Linked DNA regions of Mus musculus: all the other regions are linked to region 1. A link is a loop called in an ENCODE intact Hi-C map of the cell type or tissue named here. Cell type or tissue: gastrocnemius. All regions are shown on one strand. Region 1 has its middle 33 kb from the start of Nub1. Region 2 overlaps Asb10 (ankyrin repeat and SOCS box-containing 10). Region 3 overlaps Agap3 (ArfGAP with GTPase domain, ankyrin repeat and PH domain 3). Region 4 overlaps Gbx1 (gastrulation brain homeobox 1). Region 5 overlaps Smarcd3 (SWI/SNF related, matrix associated, actin dependent regulator of chromatin, subfamily d, member 3).

What was found. Peaks named below come from ENCODE experiments on the same cell type or tissue, not always from the same donor. Only the 100,000 strongest peaks of a DNase experiment are listed, where the experiment ranks them.
Region 2: a loop joins it to region 1, with 2.6 times the contacts of the local background. A loop is called at or near these places in 12 of 42 quality-filtered maps.
Region 3: a loop joins it to region 1, with 4 times the contacts of the local background. A loop is called at or near these places in 6 of 42 quality-filtered maps.
Region 4: a loop joins it to region 1, with 9 times the contacts of the local background. A loop is called at or near these places in 15 of 42 quality-filtered maps.
Region 5: it touches region 1 in a loop (4-fold over the local background); 19 of 42 quality-filtered maps call a loop at or near these places.

The regions. Positions count from the first base shown.
Region 1 is chr5:24,650,367-24,655,366 of GRCm38, reverse strand. No RefSeq gene overlaps it. Among named protein-coding and RNA genes, the nearest start is that of Nub1, 33 kb to the left of the region's middle. In gastrocnemius, no CTCF peak of the experiment used is centred here; a DNase peak (open chromatin) is centred at 3,105.
Region 2 is chr5:24,532,115-24,537,114 of GRCm38, reverse strand. Asb10 (ankyrin repeat and SOCS box-containing 10) reads left to right here. Exons shown (of 6, transcript NM_080444.5): 4 at 2,895-3,008; 5 at 3,276-3,461; 6 at 3,604-4,418. The coding sequence ends at 3,461. Among named protein-coding and RNA genes, the nearest start is that of Asb10, 5.8 kb to the left of the region's middle. In gastrocnemius, a CTCF peak has its summit at 2,641 (motif pointing left); no DNase peak of the experiment used is centred here; H3K4me3 peaks cover 953 bases; H3K27ac peaks cover 1,580 bases.
Region 3 is chr5:24,481,161-24,486,160 of GRCm38, reverse strand. It overlaps Agap3 (ArfGAP with GTPase domain, ankyrin repeat and PH domain 3), which reads right to left. Exons shown (of 18, transcript NM_139153.2): 9 at 2,728-2,820. Among named protein-coding and RNA genes, the nearest start is that of Agap3, 31 kb to the right of the region's middle. In gastrocnemius, CTCF peaks have their summits at 2,585 and 4,321 (motif pointing right); DNase peaks (open chromatin) are centred at 891, 2,586, 3,406, 4,321 and 1 more place.
Region 4 is chr5:24,508,277-24,513,276 of GRCm38, reverse strand. The region is part of intron 1 of Gbx1 (gastrulation brain homeobox 1); the gene reads left to right. Among named protein-coding and RNA genes, the nearest start is that of Gbx1, 16 kb to the left of the region's middle. In gastrocnemius, CTCF peaks have their summits at 2,463 (motif pointing left) and 4,660 (motif pointing right); a DNase peak (open chromatin) is centred at 2,454.
Region 5 is chr5:24,596,053-24,601,052 of GRCm38, reverse strand. It overlaps Smarcd3 (SWI/SNF related, matrix associated, actin dependent regulator of chromatin, subfamily d, member 3), which reads left to right. Exons shown (of 13, transcript NM_025891.3): 2 at 2,250-2,461; 3 at 4,204-4,246; 4 at 4,979-5,000. Among named protein-coding and RNA genes, the nearest start is that of Smarcd3, 3.4 kb to the left of the region's middle. In gastrocnemius, CTCF peaks have their summits at 2,289 (motif pointing right) and 3,453 (motif pointing right); DNase peaks (open chromatin) are centred at 3,491, 3,721, 4,045, 4,436 and 3 more places; H3K4me3 peaks cover 4,264 bases; H3K27ac peaks cover 4,766 bases.

The sequences.
Region 1 (5,000 bases):
TTCGTGCCTCTGGCTGCCCTGGTGAGGGTGGCACCCACACCTCTCAGACATGGTGCGCAGAATACTAAAAAATTTAAATGCTGCAATCAGGACTCTGGGAGTCATTTCAGGAAATTTACAAGTTAAATAACCTAAAAGGCTGCAGATGCGAACGACGTGAAATCCGCAAGGACTGGACTAGAACAACAACGATCATCCTTTCTCAGAGATAGAGTGGCAGTGAGAGCAGAGTCACGGGGCCAAAGAAGGCCAGAGGGATTTCGGCGGTTTGTTGTCGGTGGTCATGTGGGAAGAGGGAGCCTCAGCTGAGAAAACGCCTTCGTCAGGTTGGCATGTAGGCAAGTCTGTGGGACATTTTCTTGATTGATGATTGTTGAGAGAAGGCTCAGCACACTGTGGGTGGGGCCACCTTGGGGCAGGTCCTGGGTGCTATAAGAAAGCAGGCTGAGCAAGCTACAGGAAGCAGCACCCCTCTATGGCCTCTGCTTCAGTTCCTGCCTCCAGGTTCCTGCCCTGTGTGATCTCCTGCCCTGACTTCCTTCTGAGAGCCTGCGGTCAGGACCTGTAAGCCAAGCAGCACTTTCCTCCCGTGAATTACTTTTGGTCACGATTTTATCACAGAAATAGAAAGCAAACTATGACAGCACCCCAGCCCACAGTGTGGCAACTTTGAGCTCTAGCACAGCAGATGCCACATCCACACTGGCCATGTGTTACAGGACTCCAGCACCCATGTGCATGGTAGCATGCACCTGTAATCCCAGCACCAGAAAGGCTGAGACAGGAGGATGCCGGTGTTAGCCAGTTCTAGGTGAGAATGTATTCCAAAAGTAAGCTGGGAAGCGGCTGGAGAGATGGCGTATGGGTCTGAGTACATTCTGCCCCAGCACAGGACCCGAGCTCTATTCCCAGGACTTATGCTGCCTGCAAGTCCAGCTCCAGGGAGAGTCTCACAGCTCTGGCCTCCACACACCCGCACTACACCCACATGCCCATATACACAGAGAAGTAACAAAATAAAATAAATAAAAACAAGCCTGGTATAATGGCACATGCCTTTAATCCCAGTACCTGGGGAGACAGAGGTAGGCAAGTCTCTGAGTTCAAGGCCAGCCTAGTCTAGAGAGCATTTCAGGACAGCCAGGGCTCCACAGAAAAACCTTGTCTCAAAACAAAACAAAACATTTAAAAATGTCTCAAAATTTTATGAGGAAGACACTCAGCATCAACATCTAGACACTGTACACTCATGCTCACCTGCATGTACGTACATATGTGAACACACACACAAACACTTTAAAAATTAAAAAAAAAATCCAAGTGAGGTGGTACATGCCTTTGATTCCGGCACTCGGGAGGCTGAGACAGGTGGATCTCTGAGTTCAAGGCCAGCCTGCTCAACAGAGTGAATTCCGGGACAGCCGGGGCCACACAGGGAAACCCTCACTCAAAAACAAACAAACAAAACCCAAAAGAACACAAACAACCCAAAACAAACCAAATCAAAAAAGTACCTGTACACAGAGGGGCGGGGTGTGGGACAGGCACAGTAGCCTGCAGAAACTGATCCAGTCCCAAAGAGCACACACTACACGCTTCACTTACCTGCAATCTTTTTTTTTTTGGTTTTTTTTTTTTTTTTTTTTTGGTTTTTTGAGACAGGGTTTCTCTGTATAGCCCTGGCTGTCCTGGAACTGACTTTGTAGACCAGGCTGGCCTTGAACTCAGAAATTCGCCTGCCTCTGCCTCCCGAGTGCTGGGATTAAAGGCATGCGCCACCACGCCCGGCCTTACCTGCAATCTTTATGGCTAGTGGAAACCCAGCCTCTCTGAGGCCTTCCTGTTGTCGCTGGGAGGGACTGGGCCTAAGGACTGACCTGGAAAGTTAAGGTGACCATCCTTATCATTTGCCCCTTCTGTCCAAGCTTAAAACACAGTTAACCACAGTTGTTAAGTCCCACTCTGCAAACAGAACCCTGCCACGCACACACACACACATACATCTTTCCACAACTGGATACTACCTGTAAAGGCCCCAGGACTGAGGGTGTGTAGGTAGGTGACCTTCAGAAGGGAGCGTCTCAGGGGTCTGCACCTGTCCTGTGGAAGGGAACTATGGGTTAATCCTACCCCTACACTGGCTCTGCTCCGTTAGTGGCCCTGAGGTTCCTTCTCATGCCAAGACTTAGACTGTATCAGGGACAGCAGGAAGGGTCTCAGAGAACCCCTAAGTTGGGTTCCCTGCCTGGCAGCTCTTGAGTAAGGCTGGTATGAGTATGGACTTTGCCTGCAGGCTGTACCTGGTGCCTGAGACCCCTTGACCCCTGTGGTGGTACTGGTTTCAGGCTGCACAAATGGGTGGGGCATTGTATATCTGTACAAGTCTCAGATAAGGAACCTGACTGTTACAGACAGATCTGGACCAGCCCAGAGGTAGGCACCACCTTCCGGAGACCTCAGCAAGGTCTTCCGACTCAGGGTGTGGTGAGTACACGCATCTTGGGGTCATTACAGGCTGAGCTGCATGCAGCATGCATCCCAGTTTACAAGCTTCACCATACAGGACGGATCTTAACGTATCCATAGCACCTGCTGCCCAGACCATGGAAGGAAATCCACCTAGCAGGTCATACTATGTTCACATGCAGGTAGGTTCCAACCAGTCAAAAAATGCCACTGTCACATGTAATGAGTCTTTCTTTTCAATCTACACTCCAGATCTACTCAAAAGCAAGTCTTCTGCCCAGCGGTGGTGGTGGTGCGCTTGGGAGGCAGAGGTAAGTAGAGTTTGAAGAGTCTGAGTCCAGCCTGGTCTACAGAGCTAGGTCTAGGACAGCTAAGGATACACAAAGAACCCTTGTCTCAGTGGGGGAAAAAAAAGTGAAATCTTCAGACAGTGAGATGGAGTTTTGCTGGTCCGGACGGCAATGGGGCCTGAGGATTAGATGTGCCTGGGAGAACCTGCCTGGACCAGACCAGGGTGCCAGACAGACTTCTATGGTGCCGGGCAGCACAAGTGGGCCTGAGGCTCGCTGCCTCGCTTCAACTTGGCCAGCGAAAGAGCCAAGCAGAGCCAAGTGAGTCTAGAGCGCCCCAGGGTGTCATTCCTGACATTGACGCTACGTGGCGCCAGAGCCCGCGCAGCCGGCGGCAGCAAGTCTCAAGCAAATTCTCCCCTAGAATGGGGAAGGCATTGCTTTCCAAGGCGAAATTCTTATATATACAAAAGCAGACAGAATAGTATGGTGAAAAGGCAAATCCATTTTCCCTAGACCTTAGTCTGGGCCCCTGCTCATCTCTAAATATCTCAGTTCCTAACTCAATAAAACAAGAAACTTTTCCTCGACATTTTTTACAGTGTGGTGTGTGTGTGTGTGTGTGTGTGTGTGTGTGCGCGAGCGAGCGAGCGAGCGAGAGAGAGAGAGAGAGAGAGAGAGAGAGAGGAGAGAGAGCGAGAGCCAGTCAGCCCTCAGAGTATCTTTGTCTTCCAAGGCCATTCTTTGTGACATGTGAAACCCACCTGGGCAATCCAGACTTCACTCTCTGACATCCCAACATCTTTAACTTAATCTTGTCTCCAAACACCTTTTTCCAAGCCTGCAAGGCCCGTGATGTTAGACCCTGATGTGTTTGAGAGCCACAAACTGCAGATTATGAGATTATGAGAGAGGTGAGTGGCTGGGTCAGGGGTAGATGGCTCACTGGTGAGCCCAGGTTTGCCAGACTAAGAAACCTACACACTTACCACCATGCCTTCACCCCTTGTTCCTGTTCAAGACAGTTTGTCCCCACCCAACCTCAAACAGTTTTACTCGCTCACCGGTGGGAACCGGTTATCCACAAGGACAGCTGCAGAGTGGTACAGTCTGTTACCGCATCAACCCATTCCTCCTCCATCTGCAGGCATCTGTCCACCGGGCACAGGCCAGTGGATCTGGCATGTTAGGACAGAAGAGCTGAGGGATATTAACTGTTCTTCATGAGAGCGGGTGTGGAGAAATGGTGGATGTTTAGGAAAGAGGAGAGGGGACTCCAAGAGCCCTGCTTCCTCCTCGCATCAATAAAAGCAAAACTAGGAAGGCAGTCAAAGCACTAGGGCCACTGTCCTTTATTTTCTTTCTATTGTTGTGATAAATACCATAGCCAAAAGCAACTGGGGGAGGAGAGGGTTTATTTCAGCTCACAGTTGTAGTCCATCATAGAGAGAATTAGTGCAAGGACTCAAGCAGGTCAAAAAAGCAGGAGCCATGCAGGAACCTTGCTTACTTTCCCGACGTGTGTCTTCATGTTTTATATAATCCAGGGCCATCTGCCTGGTGGGCATAGCCCATACTGCCCCGGCTCTCTGATAGCAACCATCAATCAAGAAAATGCCCCGCAGACATTCCCACAGGTGAATCTGATGAAGGCAATTTCTCAGTTGAGGTTCCCTCTTCCCAAGTGACAAAAAAACTAACCAGTATAATTGACCCCTTGTCAGCTTGACACACATATCACTTTCCTTGTTTATCTCTAAGACTTCATGTTAAATCACAATATAAAGTCCAACTTTAAGGTCCCACAGTCAGAGGGGAGCGGTGGCGCACTCCTTTAATCCCTCAAACGGCAGAGGCAGGTGTATTTCTGAGTTCAGGGACAGCCTGGTCTACAGAGAAAAATTACAGGACAGCCAGGGCTACACGGAGAAACCCTGTCTCAAAAAAATTAAGGGGGTGGGGGTGGGGAGAAGAAGAGGCACAGTCTTTAAAAATTTAGTCTCTTAACTGTGGGTTCCTATTAAATAAAATAAAAGTTATCATACTTCATATTCTAAGAATAATGAGGGCACAGTCACAATCAGATCAGAGCAAACCTAGACTCCATTTTGAATAGTTCAGTGTCTGATGCCTGGGACTTACAAATTGTCTGGTCTCCAAAGGACTTGGGATAGGTCCGCCTCTCTACTTCTGTCATCTGTAGCATGCACATCGCGTCTGATGGGCTCAGGCCAGCTCCACACC
Region 2 (5,000 bases), 120 kb after region 1:
CAGCCATCCCTGTTGTCCCTACCTCCCCTTTGCTCACAAACGTAGCAGCATCTGTCTGGATTCCTAAGCAAGACCAAATAATTAAACAGCCTGAGAGTTCGGCAGATTGGTCTCCCCTTTGGGAAAATACAAGAAAATCAACAATTAACACTAATTAATCTCCTATTAACACCAGATAATTAGGAGACGAGCAATTCCCTGTAATCTGACTGCGGTACTGACAGCTAATGATCTCCCCGCCAGGCAGGGCAGAAAGAGGACCTGGTACGGCAGATAGACACCCCAGAACCCCACCACCTCTGCCCCAGAGCAAGCCTGCTTTGGCCTTTAGCTGTCTTGGGGAAAGGGGTCAGGGTAAAGGACACTGTTCGTCCTTCCTCAGAATCTCAGCCCCTCCAGCCTTGGCAAGAGTCCCAACCTCCTAGCAAGGACAACTCTAAGACTCACCCATGTGGCAAGCCGGCCTCTGCAGTTCTCCAGAAACTGGGTGCATTGGGCTTGATGCTGGAGAGGCCAGATGGGGGTCAGACTTTGACACTTGTTCCTGTGCTGGTTGTAAGGGAGACTCTGAAATCCTTTGGTTCCCAAGTTCCTAGCATGGCATATAGCCTCTGCTGAAGAAGATGGAAAGTTGTAGGACCACAGAGAGGGTCAGTGCCTACCAGACAGCGTAGACCGCCGGGTTGTTCAGCCTGAGCATAGCCTGCAAGCCTGGTGGCCATGAAGAGTAGGCTCTTTCTTGTAGTGATGGTACAGCCTTTAATCCCAGCACTGGGGAGGCAGAGGCAGGAGGATCTCTGAGTTTGAGGCCAGCCTGGTCTACAGAGTGAGTTCCAGGACAGCCAAACCCTGTTTGGAAAACAAAACAAAACAAAACAAAACAGTAGTCTTTGATGCCGGGCACCTGTGTGTGTAAGTTGCTTAATCTTTCTGTGCCTGTATCATTTGTAAAACAGGGCTCCCGGCATCCTAGGGTTAGTGTAGGGAACACAGTTCATACGTGTAACTTAGAACAAGCTGTGGTCTACGCATAGTGCTCAGGATGTATTGGCTGGTGTTCTAGAATGAAGCTGAGCACGAGAAAGCTCTTGCTAAGTTGTCAGGAACCATGCCAATATAAGGAGCAATCAGGCAAGGTAGATGGCAAGGCTAGTTGGCACTGTCTGGGCTTCCTGGAGGAGGGACTTAGTACAGGGACTCCCTGGAGAAAGGGGAGGAGCAGAGCAGGCATTTCCAGCAGAGGTGTAATGTAATGTCCCTGGCAGACTAGGCTGTCACAGCTCTAATAAGCACTGTTCAGAGACAGGGCAAGAAATGGAGGCACTGGGCATATAAGGTCTGGCTTCAAGACCTTAAAGCATTCTTACATGTATGGGCATTTTGCCTTCAGTTATATCTATGCGGCACATACATTTCTGGTATCTACAGAGGCCAGAAGAAGGCATTGGATGCCTTGGGACTGGAGTTACAATGGTTGTGAACTGCTGTATAGATGACAGATCCTCTTCAAGGGCAGCAAGTGCTCTTAACCACTGAGGCAGCCTTCCAGGAAGGCTTTTGGGTTTTTTTGTTTATTTGTTTGTCTTTTGTTTTTGTTTTTGTTTTTAAGATATTTTCTTTATTTACGTTTCAAATGTTATCCTCTTTCCTGGTTTCCCCTCTGGAAACCCTCTATCCCCACCCCCTCCCCCTGCTCACCAACCCACCCACTCCCACTTCCTGGTCCTGGCATTCCCCTACACTGGGGCTTAGAGCCTTCACAGGACCAAGGGCCTCTCCTCCCATTGATGACTGACTAGGCCATCCTCTACTACATATACAGCTAGAGCCATGAGTCCCACCATGTGTTTTCTTTGGTTGTGGTTTAGGTTTAGTTCCACCAATCAAAGAGGGCTTTTGTTTTTATGCAAAGGGTCTCATAAAGGTCTCAGGTAGCCCAGACAAGCTGTGCCGACTGACCTGGCATGCTAAACAGGCCCACGTGAGCTGTATCCTCAGCCCTAGCTCTGATCTTTTTAATCCTCTTCAGAGCCCTGGAGTGCAGTGCAATGGTGGAGTAAGTGGGAGCTGCTGTGCCAAGTATGCCTGCTACAACTGGCAGGTTCTTACACTCAGCGGGCCTCGGCTTCCCTCACAAGTTGAAGACATCACAGTCCATATCTGATAGAGATGAGGACTAAGGGTCTGTGCCTGCTAGGGAAAGGAACACTAGAAATGCAGTTGTTGATTTCCTGGCACCCCTCCAGCCACCAAGCCTTCCCCTACCAGTGTAGAAGCCTAGAGCTAGAGAGAGGTGCTGTTGGCGAGGTGTTTCCTTCTGGAAGCTGTGCCCCACACTTCTTTCCCGCTTTGGTGATTCCCTGGTGCCTTGGCTTGTACCTAGGGAATCACTTTGACATTCTTGTGGGGATGCTTTGCTTTGACAGGACCCAGACTTGAGATGTATCTAAGGATGGCCTTGAACTTTGATCTTCCTGTTTTCTGCTCTTCATGACTGGGACTATGCGCATTCCATCTGACTTATATGGCACTGGAGGTTGACCCTGGGTACCAGAGGAACATAGCAATGTGGGTGCTGGGACTCAAAACCATCTTATAACCATCTCTAATTCCAGTTCCAGGGAATCGAACGCCCTCTTCTGGACTCCATGGGCACTGCACATATGTGGTGCACAGACATACATAACAAGCAAACTCTCATATACATAAATAAATTTAAATTTAAAAAATCTTTAAAAATACAAACAGAATCGAGTAAATAAAGCCTCGTTTTCAAATGAGGTCTCATACATATCAGCTGTTGGGTCTGCAGCACATTTTGGGGGAGAACGCTGCCACTCCAGTCACCCCACATGGCCTGTCAGGATTCCCTAACAAATCTCTTCCTCTTGCAGGTGCTGGATCGCTGGTGCATGTCCCCACGGACCATCGAGGTCCTGATGAATACATACCGTGTAGTTCAGCTTCCTGAGGAGGCCAAGGGCTTGGTGCCACCAGAGATTCTACAGGTCTGCGTCCAGGACCCTGAGCACATCACTCAGCTTGTCCCTGAGAGACAATGTTCCTTGTGGGGCAGCCATGACAGTCCTCTATAGAAATTACTCAACAGCTCACTCCTATCTAGAAAAATACACCTTCCGTGTGAGTTCTGAAAGTTTGTGTGAGGTTCTTAGACATGCTCCCAGTCGTTACCTTCCTGGCCCTGTTAGGAGAAGTGGGTGGCGGTGGCGGCTTCCCAAGACTGTCCTCACTGAGTCTTCTCCTCCGGTGTCCAGAAGTACCATGGATTCTACTCTTCCCTCTTTGCCTTGGTGAGGCAGCCCAGGTCGCTGCAGCATCTCTGCCGTTGTGCGCTCCGCAGTCACCTGGAGGGCTGTCTGCCCCATGCACTACCGCGCCTTCCCCTGCCACCGCGCATGCTCCGCTTTCTGCAGCTGGACTTTGAGGATCTGCTCTACTAGGTGAGCTCTGGTTTCTGGAGGCAGCCACTGTGCTGGGGGGGGGGGGTGGTAGCAGGAGGCAGGAGGGTTGGAGGATGGTTCTGGCCTGAACCAGCTGCTTCCACAGCCACAAGAGTTCCTCAGTGCCTGTCTTTCCTTCCAGGCTTGCTGCCCTGTGAACAAAGCAGACCCCACCCCCACCCCAAGGGCATCTCTCAGCAATGAATGATGCAAGGCGGTCTGTCTTCAAGTCAGGAGTGGACGCCTTGATCCACACTTGAGAGAAGAGGCCAGATCAGCACCCGGCTGGTAGTGATGCAGAGGGCACCTGTGCAGATCTGTGTGCGCACTGGAAATCTCTAGGCTGAAGCCCAGAGCAATGGTGCAGGTGTTAGTCCTTGGGAGGCAGAGACAGGAGGGTGGAGAGAGGCAGAGACAGGAGGGTGGAGAGTGGCCACATTGTGCTATGTGGTGAGAATTTGTCTTAAAAAAAAAAAAAAGTCTACAGTTTGTGTGATTTGGTACTGTCTCCAGCAAGCCTCCATCTGCCTGGATGTGACTCCCTCACACAGAATCAGGGTAGGTTAGGCCTTGTGCAAGCTGCCTCACTGCTCCCTTCAGTACTCAGTAACAGGTCCCAGGCCAACCTGCCTCCTCTCCTCACATGCAGTGGTTAATAGCCTCTAGAGTGAGAACTTGTCAGAACAGGTGGCCTGAAGGGTGGGTGGGCAAGACAGAGGTGTGTGTAAAGAGAAGCTGGTGGTCAGGGGCTGGAGATGGGAAAGCCCCTGGGACAGGGTTCACAGATGTGGAAGACAAAGTAACCCCCGGCTTGGATGAGGATGGGGCCCTCTGCATGGTTAAGAAAACAACCATTTCTCCACTGCTCATGCCACCTATAGGTCTGGAAGCATCACTCAGTGCACATCTGGCTCTTGTTCTTTTTAATCTGCTTTATTAAATTTTCTATGTAAGTGTGTTTTACCTGAATAGATGTGTGTGCATACTGTCATGCCTGGTGCCCTTGGAGGCCAGAAGAGAGAATAGAATCTCCTGGAACAAGAGTTAAAGATGGTTGTAAGCTGCCATGCCGGAGCTGGGAACTGAACCTAGGTCCTTAGAAAGAGCAGCCAGTGCTCTTGACTTCTGAACCATCATTTATTTCAGTTCCTTTAACCCGCTTCTTTAAATGTAGCTTTGTGATGGCAGGAGCGTGGAGCTGTCACCAGATCTGAGTTTTACCCTCAGCTTTACCATTAGCTAGGTGTGGAACAAAAATTTCCTCCCTAGACTCAAGTTTCCTTGTCTGTAAAAGGATAGAGCTGGAGCAGCGTTGCTCACACTGCTGTACCAGGATCCTACAAGCTGGAGGCCGCAGCAGCCAGCGGTGGGCTGGGGGGGCGGCAGAGCACCAAGTAAGTGGGTTGGGGGTTGTGATGTCAAGGGTCCCTGGACCCAAGTTTCCAGGATTCAGAGCACTTTTCAGCCAGCTAGAGGCAGCCAGACTATGTGGGGTGGGGTTTCGGGGGGCAGCTAGAAGGCCATAGAGCCAAGTGGACT
Region 3 (5,000 bases), 170 kb after region 1:
TTCCCACCCCCGAGAAACAGATGTCATTTCAGTAGATGCAGTAACACGTGGAGCATCCAGGACATCTCCTGCTTCCTGATGATGAGACGTTGCCTTCAAACAGAGGTTCTGAATGAAGACAGCCTGGGATTGTTCTTTTACAAAAAAGCCACCAGTGCCCCAGTTAAATAGTCTGTGAAGGGCCCTGAGAAGATTGCCTGGTGCCCTGTCTGTGGCCATAGTGTTCCTGGCACAGGCAAGCTGTAGAAGCAGAAGGGAGCCAAGCCACTCCTTCTCCCTGATTCTTAGCAATGGCATCCAAGGGCAAGTGACCTCTGAGGACAGACCACCATTAAGAAGAGGAGGGAAGAAGCCAAGTGAAACGGTAGGCTGCAGAATCTCCTTGGAAACCCAGCGGGCTTCACAACTTTCTTGATGTTGGTCATCAAGAGGTCTTCCTCTCACTCCGCCAGCTCCAGAACCCTCACACCTGAACCCTCTTGTCACCAATGGTAGGCATTGCCTCTAAGCCCTGGCCCGGCTCCCCTTCATGCCACCAGCTGGCTAGGTACATCGAAAAAACTTCAGTCTGTCTGGACCAGAGCTGCCTGAAGACCACCGGATCTACCCAGGTACTCCTCCAACTAGTTAGAGGGTCAGAAGTCAGTCTGCTGCAGAGGCAGCTCAGGAGCGAAGCCCTTTCTGCCCGACAAAACACCTAGCTTTCCTTGTCTTAATGAGGTTCGTTAGCAAGGGGTGTAGGCGGGGCGCCAAAGAGCTCGCCAGCAGGCTAGAGGGCGGCAGAGCGACCCTGGCCGCCAACCCTCTGCCCAGTCTTGCTGCACCCACCCTCCAACCCGGGTTCCAAGAAGGAGAGAAGCTGCGGGGTTCCCGCTCCCTCCCTGGCCGGCCGGCTGCGCACCGTGGAGCAGGAAGCAATCTGGGGCGGAATGGGAGCGGTGCGGAGGCGACAGCCCCCAGAGGACCCGTTCCCGCCGCCGCCTCCCTCCCAGCTCCGCCAGCCGACTTAATTGCGGAGTCCGGATTGATTGGGAATGCAAATGGCAACTGAAAAGCAATCTCCACTCCCAGCAGGAGCTAGGGGGAGGGGAAGGTACAGAAAAGGGGAGCACAGGACAAGGGGGCGGGAAAGGGGAGGAGCCACGAATGTGGCACAGAGATACCTAATGGGCGGCTGAGGTCAGTAAAAGTCTTCTGCTCCTCAACCTTCATGGGCAGAGCCTCCCTACTGAGCAGCACCCACCCCCACCCCGCCCCCAGGTGGACAAATGCAATCTCCAGCCCAGAGCCTTAACCTAGGAAGAGCCTTCCTGAGACACTCAGGGCATCTGACACCCAAGCAACCACCAGACTTCCAGGCACCAGTTGACAGGGCACTCTTTCCCCTTCATTCTTGCAGGTGGAGGACTCAGAGAACAACTGATCCAGTCCCCACCCCCACCCTGCTATTGCAACCCCCAGACAGGAAAGCCAGTGGGAGCAGGAGGCAAGCAAGTACTCTCAATCACTCAACAAACGTGTCTGGGTGGGTATAACCACAGTACCAACACTCTGAAGGCACTGCCATCCTCACCCCCACCTCCACTCAGGCTGAGTCCACAGTGCACCAGCAATTGAAGGCCCTGGCCTCCTGGAATCACACTGACACACAGAGGGGCAGGAAGCAGAGGACTTTCACTGCAGCCATTCTGTGCTCTCAGCCTGTTCAGGTGACTTCCCTCCCAGAGACTGTCCCAGTTGGAATGGTCCCTGGCAGACATAAATTCAATCAACAGAGGGATGAAGAAGACAAGGAGACAGGAGAAAGAAGTGGGCGTGCACGTGGCTCCCTGGCCTACACTCTAAGCCCTCATTAGCTTATGAGATCTTCTGGAAGAGTAGCCAGTGCTCTTAACTGGGCCACCTCTCTACCTTCCTGCCACAATTGTTTCTTCTGTTTTGACCAGGTGTGCTTCACTCTATCTGCTGCAAATGAAAGCTGCTTTCATTAGGGTGAGATGTACTTACCAAGAAAGCATGTGTGCGCTAGTGTGTGTGTATGTGTGTGTACGTGTGTGTGCACGTGCGTGCCGTATGTGTGTGTATGTGTACGTGTGTTCATGTGTGTATATGTGTGTGCACGTGTGCATGTGTGGTATGTGTGTGTGTATACGTGTGCATGTGTGTGTGTGCAACAGTAATTGGGAATCAGTGAATAAGAGAAAAGAGAAAGAACAGAGATGCTTGCAGTGGTGGTCTGCATCAGTAAACCCCAGACATGAGCATTCCTCCATGCTGCCTTTTACTCAGGCTCTCTTTGGCTTGGTTTGTGTTTCTGAGACAGTCTTGCTATGCTGTGGAGCCTGACCCCGGATTCCTTAAACAACCCAAGGTAGCTCAAATTATACATACTCCTGCTCTGCCTCCAAAGTCCTGGACCTGCAGACACGTTCCACCATACCCAGCCCCTACGTTACCGCCCCCACCCCCACCCCCAAGTCTTTTCCTTAGCTCAGAGTCCAGGAGGCTCCCTCTCCAGGTTGCACCAGCGAACCATCAGGTCCGGAAGCCAACTGAAGGCCGCAGGTGGCTCTCTGCTGCTCTCCAGTGGTAAGGAAGAGGGAAGGCAGCTGTCTGGGGACCAGGTTCTTGGGCCTCACGCTTCAGACCAGGAGGATCACCAGTCCCTTGGTAAACAGTAGGCCTAGGATCCTGGCCCCGGGAAGAAGGCTCCTGTCCTGGGCTAACCTGCTTGATGGGGATGGCCCGGCCACTCCCGATGCTGTCCACTCTGCACTCCGCAGCTTTCTTCTCCCTGTCCAGGTCAGCACCTTTTCGAGACTGAAAGAGAAAAGAACAAACACGTTAGAGGTCTGGGGCCTCTCTGGCGAGTCCTGCCCGCCTGTCGTTCTCCACCCTCCCGTTTTCCTCCCTCTCCTGGGCAGTCCTAACTCTGGGTTTGGCCTGGACGGCGGGTCGGGAAGGAACCAAGACACGAGTATTCCAATGGGTTTATTCTTACACACGGCACCATACAGAGCAGCACAGGTCACTGAGCCAGGCCCGCCCCTCACAAAGAGCAAGGACACAAAATACGGAGGGCGCAATGAGTGTGCAGCCCAGGGCCTGGAGTTTGTTAAGTGAAGGGAGGGGTGAGGAGAGGTGGCCCGGTGGGGCTGAGGGCTGGCCAGGAGCACAGGGCACGACAACCAGGGAGAGCAAAGTCCGGAAGTGAGCGGGCAGGTGCTCTTTGCGGCACAGACACCACACGGCACCGAGCATGTCGGTGTGGCCCGAGGGGCACAGTGGATGGAGAGAGAGAGGAGAGAGGCCAGAAGAGGGCCTGCACCCTGCCAAGCTCCTGGGGCAGAGTCCACCCAAATGCGGATCCTAGGAAACAGGGGGGAGGGGCCAAAAAGAGGGGGCAAGGCAAGCGCGGTGGCGGCGGCTTCCGGAGCAGGAGCAGGAACGGCAGAAGTCCATGCAGGAAGGAGCAGAGGAGGGGAGGGGCAGGAAAGCTCCCCCCAGGAGCAGCTGGGCCAGCGGGCTTGAGTGCCCCCGCCCCTCTGGGCCTCTTCGCTTTGGCCGGCCGGCGTGGGCCGAGCTCCCTTCTTCTCCATTCAGCGAGCCTGGCGCAGCATCCAGCCGGGCCTGGTCCCCCGGCAGCCCCCAGCGCGGGCTCCGGCGTTCCTAGCCTTCCCTGGGGGTAGGGTTAGTTACAAAGGTTCCTGTGGGTCTCTGGAGCGGGGAGCTCGGCGGCCGCTTCTCATCTGAGAGCAGTCCCAGGGCCCGGCCCGCCTCCGGCCCGCACAGGGGGAATGTCCAGAGGTGCTGTGTATCACCACCTGGTCTTCTAATTTGGAAGGAGTTGGAAAGGCCTTTTTGTTGATGAAAAGTTGGAAACAGTGGCACATATCTGCAAATATCGAAAGAATAAAGATTTTGGCAAGTTATACTTAAGCCCCGCAAAAGTCGGTCAGCACTGGTGAGGGCAGAGACCCAGGCGCCTGGGGAGAGGCGGTAGCGGGATGAAGAGGAGGATGTGAGGAGGAGGAGGAGGAGGAGGAGGAGGAGGAGGAGGAGGAGGAGGAGGAGGAAAGGAGGGGAGGAGGAAGAGGAGGAGGTGGAAAAGGAGGAGGAGGAGGAGGAGGAGGAGGAGGAGGAGGAGGAGGAGGCAGCCGCCAACTGCTGGGCATTTGTGGCCCAGCAGTCCATGTGAGCAGGGAATGTTCACCACTCTGCTGCCCAGGCCCCATCCCTCCTGTATTCCCAGGCAGTCTGGAGCACAGGTCGGGACAAAGGACTGCAACTACAACGAGGGAGAAAGCCCAGTAGGGGGCGCAGGAAGAACTGGGCCAAATGGCTAAGGATTACATTGGTGCTCAGCAGCTCCACAGACAGCACCTACCTCCATACCCCTCCAGGGCTAAAGCCCAAGGCTAAAGCCTGCTGCCCCTTTGGCCCCAGGAGGAGGGAGGAAGGGACTGCTGTCACTGGGTCTCAGAATGAGTGTAAGGAGGCCTACCCCAGCCAGGCTGGTAAGCCAAGGGGCTGCCAACTACCAGAAAGCCCAGAAGCCCAGAGAGGTCTCCATGAAGGATGGGAACTGGAACCGGGGCAAGAGTGGCAACATGAGCACATGGAGTCATGAGGGGAGACTGGGGACATCACAACCATGCCCAGCAAGGAGTCACCAGTCACAGAACAGGCAGCACACAGCAGGACCCCTGGAGCAGGTGTGTCTCCTCTAGGAGGGATGAAGGAAGGGCGACCCCAACAGCAATGATGGGGTGAATTCCCAAGATACACCCATAGAGCTGACCATGCCTTGAGGCTGTCTCAGGGACAATGGCGCAAGTGAGGTCACCATGGAAACGATGAAAAGAAAAAATAAGGTCGCTGCTGTGAAGATGGAGAAAATGGAAGGGCCTGGAGGGAAGGCCGTGCTCCAAGCAGCAAGGGGTGTGGCGGGGCAAGGCAGCACAGCTGAAGCAGGCAGGCAACACATGGAGGGAGCTCAA
Region 4 (5,000 bases), 140 kb after region 1:
AAAAGGAGCCGGATGAGTCAGAAACGGGAGGCGGCCCTGGCTTGCAGAGGGGAGGGGTTCAGTCATGGCTCCTGGATGGAAAATACAGGTGTCTTTGGAGAATTGACCCCACCTGCTGGGAAAAGGCTGAGTGGCTGGGGAGTAGAAGGGGTAGGTAGCCCTTGTCGGAAGAAGGGCCTTCATCTCATCGTCCTTGGTGACTCCAGTGCAGGTTCCCCTCTTTAGCAGGCAAGTCTGGGGCTGCCCAAGGCTGGCCTCAAACTCCATGCAGCCTTGACCTCCCAGGTGCCAGGATTTCAGGCATGCACTGCCACGGCCACCTTGACACCGTATTCCCTCCATGGGGAAATACCTCCCATAGGTTCTGTATGGCTGCTGAGTTCCTCTCTAGCCCAGCTGAACCCTGTCTTCCATTTATTTCTGAGGTTATTATATAATTACACCATCTCTCCCTTCCCTCTCCCCTTGCTCTCTTGCAAATTCTTGACCTCTTTTTTCATTAGTTATTATGCACGCACACATGTACAGTCATACATATCACTAAACACCCCTGCTCGGTCTGTATCACATTACACGTATGTGCTTTCAGGGCTCATTACTTGTTACTGGATAGCCAACTAGCGTGCTCTTCTCTGGAGAAGACTATTTCTCCCACTCTCTGCATTCCCTAGTTGCCTGTTATTCTTTGCTCAGCCTTTTCCCTCCATGGGACTCCTCTGTCTCTGGAGCCTCCGCCCTTCCTGCGGGGGCAGTCACTGTCCACATTCTCGTACTCCTTGCAGCCTGAGTGCAGAGTCTGGATTCAGTGGGTGGGCGGGGCAGCTCTCTTGCATCAGCTCTCCGTGTAACTGTAGTTCAAGCTTGGTGATTTCCGGTTCCCAGGAAGATAACTCCATGAGGAGCTGTCCCGTGAACTCTGCCTGTTTCCAACTAACCAGCCAGAGACAGGATTCTCCACAGGCTCTGAACTCACAAGGAGCCTAGCACACTCTGGCACCAGGCAACATCCTCACACTCAAGGTCAGGACCTTTCTGCCTTCTTGGCCACCGCCCTAGCAGTTAGGTTACTCGCACTTGAAAGCCTTCTTTCATTTGGTAGAAGATTTCCTCCATAAGAATCATTATTTCCCATTATAAGATGTTTGGGGGGGGGGGGCAGCTGCTGGAGAGATGGCTCGGTGGTTAAGAGCACTGACTGCTCTTCCAGAGGTCTTGAGTTCAGTTCCCAGCAACCACGTGATGGCTCACAACCATCTGTAAAGGGATCCAATGCCCTCTTCTGGTGTGACTGACAGCTACAGTGTACTCATATACATAAAATAAATAAATCTTAAAAAAAAAAAAAGATGTTAATGGAAGTTGGCTATGCTTCCTTTAATCCCAGCACTTGGGAGGCAGAGGCAAATGGATTTCTGAGTTCGAAGCCAGCCTGTTCTACAGAGTGAGTTTCAGGACAGTCAGGGCTACACAGAGAAACCCTGTCTTTGGGGGGGGGGGGAGTTTATCAGAAAGGTTTGACAGCTAGGCCTGGAAAACCCAACCCATGCATGCTATCCCTCAGGAGGCAGAAACAGGAGCTGCAAGCTCAGGGCCAGCCCGGGTGTGGTGGCACACGCCTTTAATCCCAGCACTGGGGGGGGGGGGGTTGGGGGGGAGCAGAGGCAGACGGATTTCTGAGTTCGAGGCCAGCCTGGTCTACAAAGTGAGTTCCAGGACAGCCAGAGCTATACAGAGAAACCCTGTCTCGAAAAACCAAAAAAAAAAAGGTCTTATTTTACAGTCCTGGCTGAGATACTCACTGTGGGTATCAGAGCAGCCCTGAATTCATAAAGACCCACCTGCCTCTGCTTCCCAAGTGTTGGGATAAAAGGTGTTCGCCACCATAATACCACACCCAGCTGCGTTTTCTTCCTCCCTCCCTCCCTCCCTCCCTCCCTCCCTCCCTCCCTCCCTCCCTTCCTTCCTCCCTCCCTCCCTCTCTGCCTCCCTCCCTCCCCCCTCCCTTCTTTCATTTATTAAAAAAGATTTATTCATTTTAATTTTTTTCTAGTATAGAATAGAATTTATTTGGGGGCATGGGAAGGGGAGTTGAGGCGGGGGTCCAGGAACACATGGAGAGAGGGGTGGGGAAGGGAAGGGGAGAGAGGGAGAGAAGGGTCTGAGAGAGAGGAAAGGGTCAGAGAGACTATTCATTTTATTTTATGTGTGAGTGTTTTGCCTGCATGTGTGTGTGTACCACATACATCCGTGGTGCCAAAGAAGGTCAACAGAGGGCACTGGATCCCCTAGAGCCGGGTTACGAATGATTATAATGAGTCGCTGCATTTCCTTCCTAAGTTCTGTGGAAATGGTAAGCTACCTGGGCCGCCCGCCTGCCTTTCTTCCATGGGTAGCTGAGTAGCTCATTCATTCCTGGTTGCTGACTCCTTCCCAGTTCTCAGTGCGCCCTCTTCTGGTGGAGCAAAGAGCAAGAGACAGCAACACACATGTCAGTACTGGGGCCCGGGGTGGTACTGTTTAACCCCCCACCCCCATCTTAGCTGTCTCTATGAAACCCAGCCTTTCACTGTCTGGTCCACCATTTGGTTTCTCTGCCACTTCTGGCTTCAGCCTCCTTCGGGCTGCCGGCGCTTGCCTTTCCTTCTCCCATCTTGTGGATCTCCTCATTGTTCCAAAAGCTGTCCTTTGAGGCCGGTGGCTGTGTGTTCCTCTCAGTTGCCCCACCCCCACCCCTATCTAGAGGTAGCTTATCAGAGTCTTCAATGTCACGATCATAAAGGCGCAGACAGAAACTCTTGCCCCTGCCACTCAGTGTCCCACAGGGATCAAGAAACAGAGAGAGGCCATGAACCCTCACTCCATGTGTGGCTTTAAAAGCGGCACTGAGGGTGGCCTGCTTGTGTGGGTTGAAGTTACTGGGTCTGTCTGAAGACAGAGGGATGGATGAGATTATCTCAGGAGGGCTCTGCCAGACCGAGGAGCTGGGAGCCTCCTCTCAATCATCATCAATTTAGATTTATTGGACGTCCCCTGAGGGCTTGGCACTGTACTAAATGATTCCATCCTTCAAGCCCTGAAATCCAGTTTCTGGCTTTTTAACACTGTTTAAAACACTGCACTATTGGGCTACATTTTTGATAACATATTATGAATTGCTACAAAGTATGTTTTAAAATTTGAAACCACAGGACTTAGAAGTGAAGAAAATTCCCAAGGCCATTACTCTTAGCACCAGAAGGTCCTGTGGCATTCCTCTGTGCATGGGAAGGTCTGAGGCACACTGGACAGAGGGTAGGGTGATAAAAGAAGAGGAGGGGTCCTTTCTGGGGCTGGGAATGGGTAGAGTTGAAGCGGGTATCTCAGAAGAGATCAAGAAGGGAACTGATGAGGGGACGTGCATGCACATGCTGGAAATAGCCGTTTTACTATGTTAAGTATCTATTTTTAAAAGATTTATTTAGTTATTTTATGTATGTGAGTACACTGTAGCTGTACACATAGTTGTGAGCCTTCATGTGGTTGTTGGGAATTGAATTTTAGGACCTCTGCTTGCTTCGGTCAACCCCGTTTCACTCAGTTCCTGCTTGCTCCAGCCCGAAGATTTATTTATTATTATCATTATAGAAGTACACTGTAGCTGTCTTCAGATGCACCAGAAGAGGGCGTCAGGTCTCATTACGGGTGGTTGTGAGCCACCATGTGGTTGCTGGGATTTGAACTCAGGACCTTCAGAAGAGCAGTCAATGCTCTTACCCACTGAGTCATCTTGCCAGCCCATGTTAAGTATTTATTAAGTGACTACTTTATAGGTAATTTTTATGATCCCAAAGCCACAACTGTGAGTAAGATATGACTGAAATCTATATTTTCATGAAGTTTATATTCTAATAGGAAGAGACATAGGGTTTTTTTTTTTTAGATTTATTTATTTACTAATGTATGAGTGCTCTGTCTGCATGCGCACCTGTGTGCCAGAAAAGGGAATCATATCCTGTTACAGATGGTTGTGAGCCACCACGTGGGTGCTGGAAATTGAACTCAGGACCTCTGGAAGAGCAGTCAGTGCTCTTAACTGCTGAGCCATCTCTCCAGCTCGAGACATAGCTTTTAAAAGAAATAAAGTGACTAACATTTATGTCACATGCTGTGGCAGCAAAGGAGTCCAAGAAGCATCTTAAGTCCAAGAGGATGGAGGAAGAAGAGCCAGTCTCGGGCGTGGAGGAAGGAGCCGGCGTTTGATCTCAAGGAGCAGGATGCTCCTGACAGAGAGAAGGCTGCGGACCGGTAGGGACAGAAGACAGGCAAACCTTTAGAAGGAGCCAGGTTGGTAAGGAGGTGGCAAGAAAGGGTCCAGCTCTGGGCAGATCTGAGAGACAGATTTGTGGGGGTTTGAATGGGACCCCGGGAGTAAGAAACAACTATCATGGTGGAGTTTGAAGATGGGGAAGCATCGCGAAGGTGAAAGAAAGGTTGAGGTTTCCATTTGGACCTCGAGAAGTCTGAGTCTGCGGAAATGAGAAAAATGTGAACAAGACCTTTTAGTAAGAGGAAGGAAGGCATCCATGTCCTGAATCTCCAACAAAAGATCGATCGGTTTTTATTTCATTATCTATGTATATGAGTATCTATATGTATGCCTGTGCTCCCTGTGCATGCAGTACCCAGAAAGAACAGAAGAGGGCATCAGATCCCTTGGAACTATAGTTAGAGATGGTTGTGAGCCACCTTGTCGATGGGTACTGGGAATAGAACCACAAGAGCAGCCAGGGCTCTTAACCGCTGAGCCATCTCTCCAGCCTCCAGGCCTTAAATCTTGCTATGTCTGTGTCCAGGGCTGAGGTCAGAAAGGAAGTGTGAACCGGGCTTGGTGGCGCATGCCTTTAATCCCAGCACTTGGGAGGCAGAGGGAGGCAGATTTCTGAGTTCGAGGCCAGCCTGGTCTATAGAGTGAGTTCCAGGACAGCCAGGGCTTCACAGAAAAACCCTGTCTCAAAAAAAAA
Region 5 (5,000 bases), 54 kb after region 1:
ACACACTCACACACTCACGAAGACATGTGAGGAGTCTGAGGGTACCCAGGAACCTATTGAGGTGGAGAGCCTGCTGTGAGGAGCTCTAAGCCTGGGCATATGGAGGGAAGAGTCAGTCATATTTACTATGGCCAAATTTGGTTGTGACTCCAGGAAGCACCATTTCAGTGAGAGGCAAGGGCCCCCAGAATCTGACCCTTATGAGGCTGTTACTGATGGCAGGCTCCTGGGGGCCCCTAGAAGCCTTCTTCTCAGGGCCTCATTAGACCCAACAGTATCAGTGGCCTTGATGAATAGGAGAGTGGCTGATAGGGAAGAGGGCTTCTCTGTGGCAGCCTGTTCTCTAGCCATAGGGATCTCTGGGGTATAAATTCCAAGGCAGCCCTATGGGTTAGTGGAGTTACCAATCCTGACCTAGCTGCTTAAGAGTAGTTGCTTTAAAGACTACCATCCAGTGAAGAGGCTCTGCATATGGAATTGAATGTGGTCAACTTGGTAGTTCGGTTCTTGGATGATTAGAGTCCCCTCTATAGTGATGGAGAATGGCTAGGCTTGAGCTTCCACGCTGGTGACATTGGTGCTGTGAGTGACAGAGTCAGGTGGAATGGGGGAGGCAAGTTCAGGGACAGGCCTGTTTGACTATAGAAGAGATGGGCAGAGACAGCTGCTTGGCTCTGGGTGGAGACCTCAGAGGTAAGCAATGTAAGAGGAGAAAGGAAGCCCAGGGTTAGGGTTAGGGCTTCTTAATCCAGGGGGCAAGATGAGAAGGGTGTGTGTGTGCATGGCCTTCTGTAGCCCAGGCTGGCCTCAAATTCACTATATATCAGAGGGTGGTCTTGATTTTCTGCCTTCACCTCAAGATTAGGATTATAAGTATGTGCTATCATGCCAGGCGGTGGTGGCGCACGCCTTTAATCCCAGCACTCGGGAGGCAGAGGCAGGTGGATTTCTGAGTTCAAGGCCAGCCTGGTCTACAGAGTGAGTTCCAGGACAGCCAGGGCTACACAGAGAAACCCTGTCTCAAAAAAAAAAAAAAAAAAAAAAGTATGTGCTATCATGTGCAGTTTATTTGATGCTGGGGATCGAACCCAGAGCACCACATGTATTGCACAAGCCCTTAACCAAGCTACATCCCTAGCCTGAGATGGTAGTGTTTAAATAATAGGGGTTTCATTCCCCTCTCCCTAATACCCTTCCTGGTCTAGGTCCCCAAGCCTCAGCCCCCTTCCTGGGCTTGGACAAGTGAAATCTGAAACACTCCACTTGCATTCACATCTCATCTCTTTTGATTGACTGCCCAGAGCTGGTGGCCAGAGAAAATCAACCTGCCTCATTTCCCTCCAATTTCTACCCTTTCTGGGATATTGTGAGGAATAGGTTGTCTCTGATGTGGGCAGATGGGAGGGGGAAATGGATACTGCTACAGATGCTGCTTCCTTCACATCCCTGCACTGGCAGTCCACTTCTAGTCCCGTTCCCCACTTGCCACTCAAGAAAACCTGGCAGAGTTTGATGACACCAGACCCGCAGGTCCCCTTGCCCAGTCTCTTGTATCATCTTGGGAGAAATAAAATTAAAGAGGCAGGTTAAGTCAGTGGGTGTGGAGACCTGGAGTTAGCTGTACCAGTTATGTTTGAGATTGAGGTGCCAAAAGCAGGGGGCTCCGAAATGGAGATAGGGGCTCAAGTACAAAACACATCAGACCCAGAAGTGGGGTGTGGAAATGGAGAATGAGGGCAGGAGATCAGCCCCTCCCTCACCGCAGCGAAGCAGCGGGGAGCAGGGCCCGCCAGGTGCTGCCTTTGCCAGGAAGAGCAGGGTGACCTTGGTGAGGTCGCTGTTTTCTTTGAGCCCCAGTTGCCCCATCTGTCAAGTGGGGATGAAAAGACCTGCTCTGACTGGCTTGCAGAGAACCGTAAGGATATGAACATCCTTTGAAAGGTTGAAAGGCGCCATTAATATTCATTTTGGGGGTACCTTGCACGGCTCTGAGACTCGGCTATGCTCTGGGCAATTTCCTGGCTTCAGTTAGCTTCATGCAAGGAGACGCTGAGCCCCCTCCTCCAGAGCCGCGCAGATTCCCGCGCCCCCGCCCCTCCCACCAATCACTCCCACTCATCGCTCAGCGCAGGGTTACCAACCCAGGGTCTTGGAGAGGGGCGGGAACGCAGGCACGCTGGCCTGGGGGTCGGGACCGAATCTGACCTGCCGGCGCCTGTTTCTGCTTCACCTCCCGCCCCACCCCCCAGCGCCCCGGGATGCCGTCTGGAGCCCGAATGCCCCACCAGGGGGCGCCCATGGGCCCCCCGGGCTCCCCGTACATGGGCAGCCCCGCGGTACGACCCGGCCTGGCCCCCGCGGGCATGGAGCCCGCCCGCAAGCGAGCAGCGCCCCCGCCCGGGCAGAGCCAGGCACAGGGCCAGGGCCAGCCCGTGCCCACCGCCCCAGCGCGGAGCCGCAGGTGAGTGCCCCCCAAAACTCCGCCCCCCCGCGTGAAAGGGCGTGCAGGGGCGGAAGGCAGAAGCCTCAGGGACCAGGTGGGTGAGTGGTGGGGATGGAAAGCTAAGGAAGGGTGGTAGCAGCGACCAAGTCATTCTAGCTTGGATGTTCTCTGGAGAGGGCTTAGGGGGCACTGGTCTGGTTCTTTTGTGTGCCCACAGTGAAGACAGGCTGCAATAGTCGGCTGCCAGTGTCCCTTCTCTGCACGCACCCTTCATTCCTCTGCTTGTCACCTGATAAATCCTTTCTCCCATCCTGTACCCCAAGTTCTGGGAGATGCTTCAGTCTTTGGGGAGAGGCAAGGCTGGCAATAGACCAAGGGTTGAGTTTTAGCTGTGTGTTTTCTAAAATGTAGTCCTCTGGTACCTCCGGGCCAGTCCCGAGTCCCGGGCTGCGTCAGAGCCCCTCTAGATTTCTGCAGCCCTTATCCTTGGCAGTGGGCATGAAGAGGGCGTTATAACCCCTCTGAGGGAGCAATTCTGCCCCCAAGCCACCGGACCAGCTTATTTCCTCGTCTGAGAAGTTAGTGGCACTCCCATGGTCCCTGCTGGCTCTTGGCAAGAGTTATGCCCCTATGGGCATCGGTATTTAGCCAAACACACATGCTTCCTTTTGCACAACAGATGGGTTCTTATACAAGGTGTAATATCAGTTCTACTTCATTATTAAATAGTTTTTTACGCATCAAGGAAAATCATAGGCATCCCACAGTAAATCCTTTTACAAAGTGAATCATTATCTTGTATAGCAAGTAATTCTTTGATTTTTTTATTTTTTTATGTATAAGTTAAGAGTTTTGTGTGGACAATTTATTTGAAATAAATCAATCCTTTCATGAGAGGCTTATCCAGCCTAAGAATGGTTTTTTTTTTTTTTTTTTTTTTCTTTAATGAGTTGCTTGACTAGGCATAGAGTGGATTTCTGGATAGAGAGGGGGCAGTGAGTGAGAAAGCCACATGGGGGCAGTGTAGAGCTATCTTCTAGGCTATGTGTTCTCTCTTGGTCAGCCAAGAGAGAACATTGCTTTTGAAACAGAAACATCCAATACCAGGTGCTATCTACCCTAGGTTCAGCCACATTGGTTCCAGTGCTAAGTCAAACTCACATAGAACACTCCTGCACACTACCAGGGTTCTTGTGACTGTGGTGTGGCCCTTGGTTGGCAGATGGTCCAAGACCACAAGCGTTTCCTGCCCTTAAACAGTCCCTTCCAAGCCCAGAGCCATTGGAGTGCCAAGTCCCACCACTTCACACCATGGTGGCTCAGGAGCTCCAGGAACCAGGTGGAAGAGTCACCTCTCCCCTCCTTGGAGCTCGGGCTCTCTTGGCAGGAAAGGCTCCTCAGAAGCTATCTTCTCTCTCCTCTGTCTTCCCCGCTTCCAGGCTTTTTGCAAACACTTCTGCAGTCCCCATGTTTTGGCAGCATCTCCTCTTTCACTAGTTCCTCCTAAGTCTGAATTTCTCTGGCTCTGAGGATGTGGCGCGGTATAAGGTGGGGGCAGGGGGTACCGGGCCAGAGAAAGGATCTGCTTTCCAAGGGAAGTACCAGCTCCATGGCCCTGCTGTAGCCCTCAGACAGGCAGACAAGCAGGCTGTGGGAACCCCAGCCAGCGGGCGGAGATGTCGGGATAATTTAGCAGGTGGCCTCGTTACTCCCAGATCTGTCGCCATGGTAACCTGGTTTTTTCTTTAAAAAATGTACAGTGCCAAGAGGAGGAAGATGGCTGACAAAATCCTCCCTCAAAGGGTGAGTTCCTTTCACAGCAGCCCCCAGCCAGCCCCCACCCCTTTGCTCCTCCATCTTCCCCTCCTTCCTTAGGAGCAAAGCTTTGGGCTCAGCATCACAGCCACTTTCACTTTTTGTTTTAAAAGCTCATTAGGAAGTGAGGCTCCCTTTTCGAGAGGGTGGGGCTGGACTGAGGGAGGGAGCTGGAGAGCCACGGAGGGAGGAGGGGCAGATCACAAGGCCTGAGGTTCAGGGGGCGGGATGCCAGTGGTCCAAAGGCATAAAGGACAAAGAAGGGACCAGAAACTGCTGAGTGGAGGGAACAGAAAGTAGCAGGAGAGCCTGGACATGTAAAAGGGACAGCAGGTGTGGAGCTCCTGAGGCAATCTACACCACCTCCCAACTATCTGGGGTACCCAGAATCACTTAGCACTTTTCAGGGACCCAGGGTGTCTGTATGAGTAGGGGGCGATAGGATGAGACTAGGCACTTGCACCTGCTGGGCTGCCAGTCGCTGCTGCTTCCTGGTGATGAGATGCATGAATTGTCCTGGAGGGAGAAGCAATTCTATCCGCACACAATGAGGCTATATAATAAGAGTCCCGGGGACAAGTCCTATCTACACTCTCAGGATTCCACAGCCTGAAATCAATTGGACAGCTCCCTACATGTCCTTTGTGTCCTGAGATCACACAACAGACAAACGTTCTGCAAGATGGTCTGAGGCCTGCTTCCACCTTGTTCCTCCTCCAGATTCGGGAGCTGGTACCCGAGT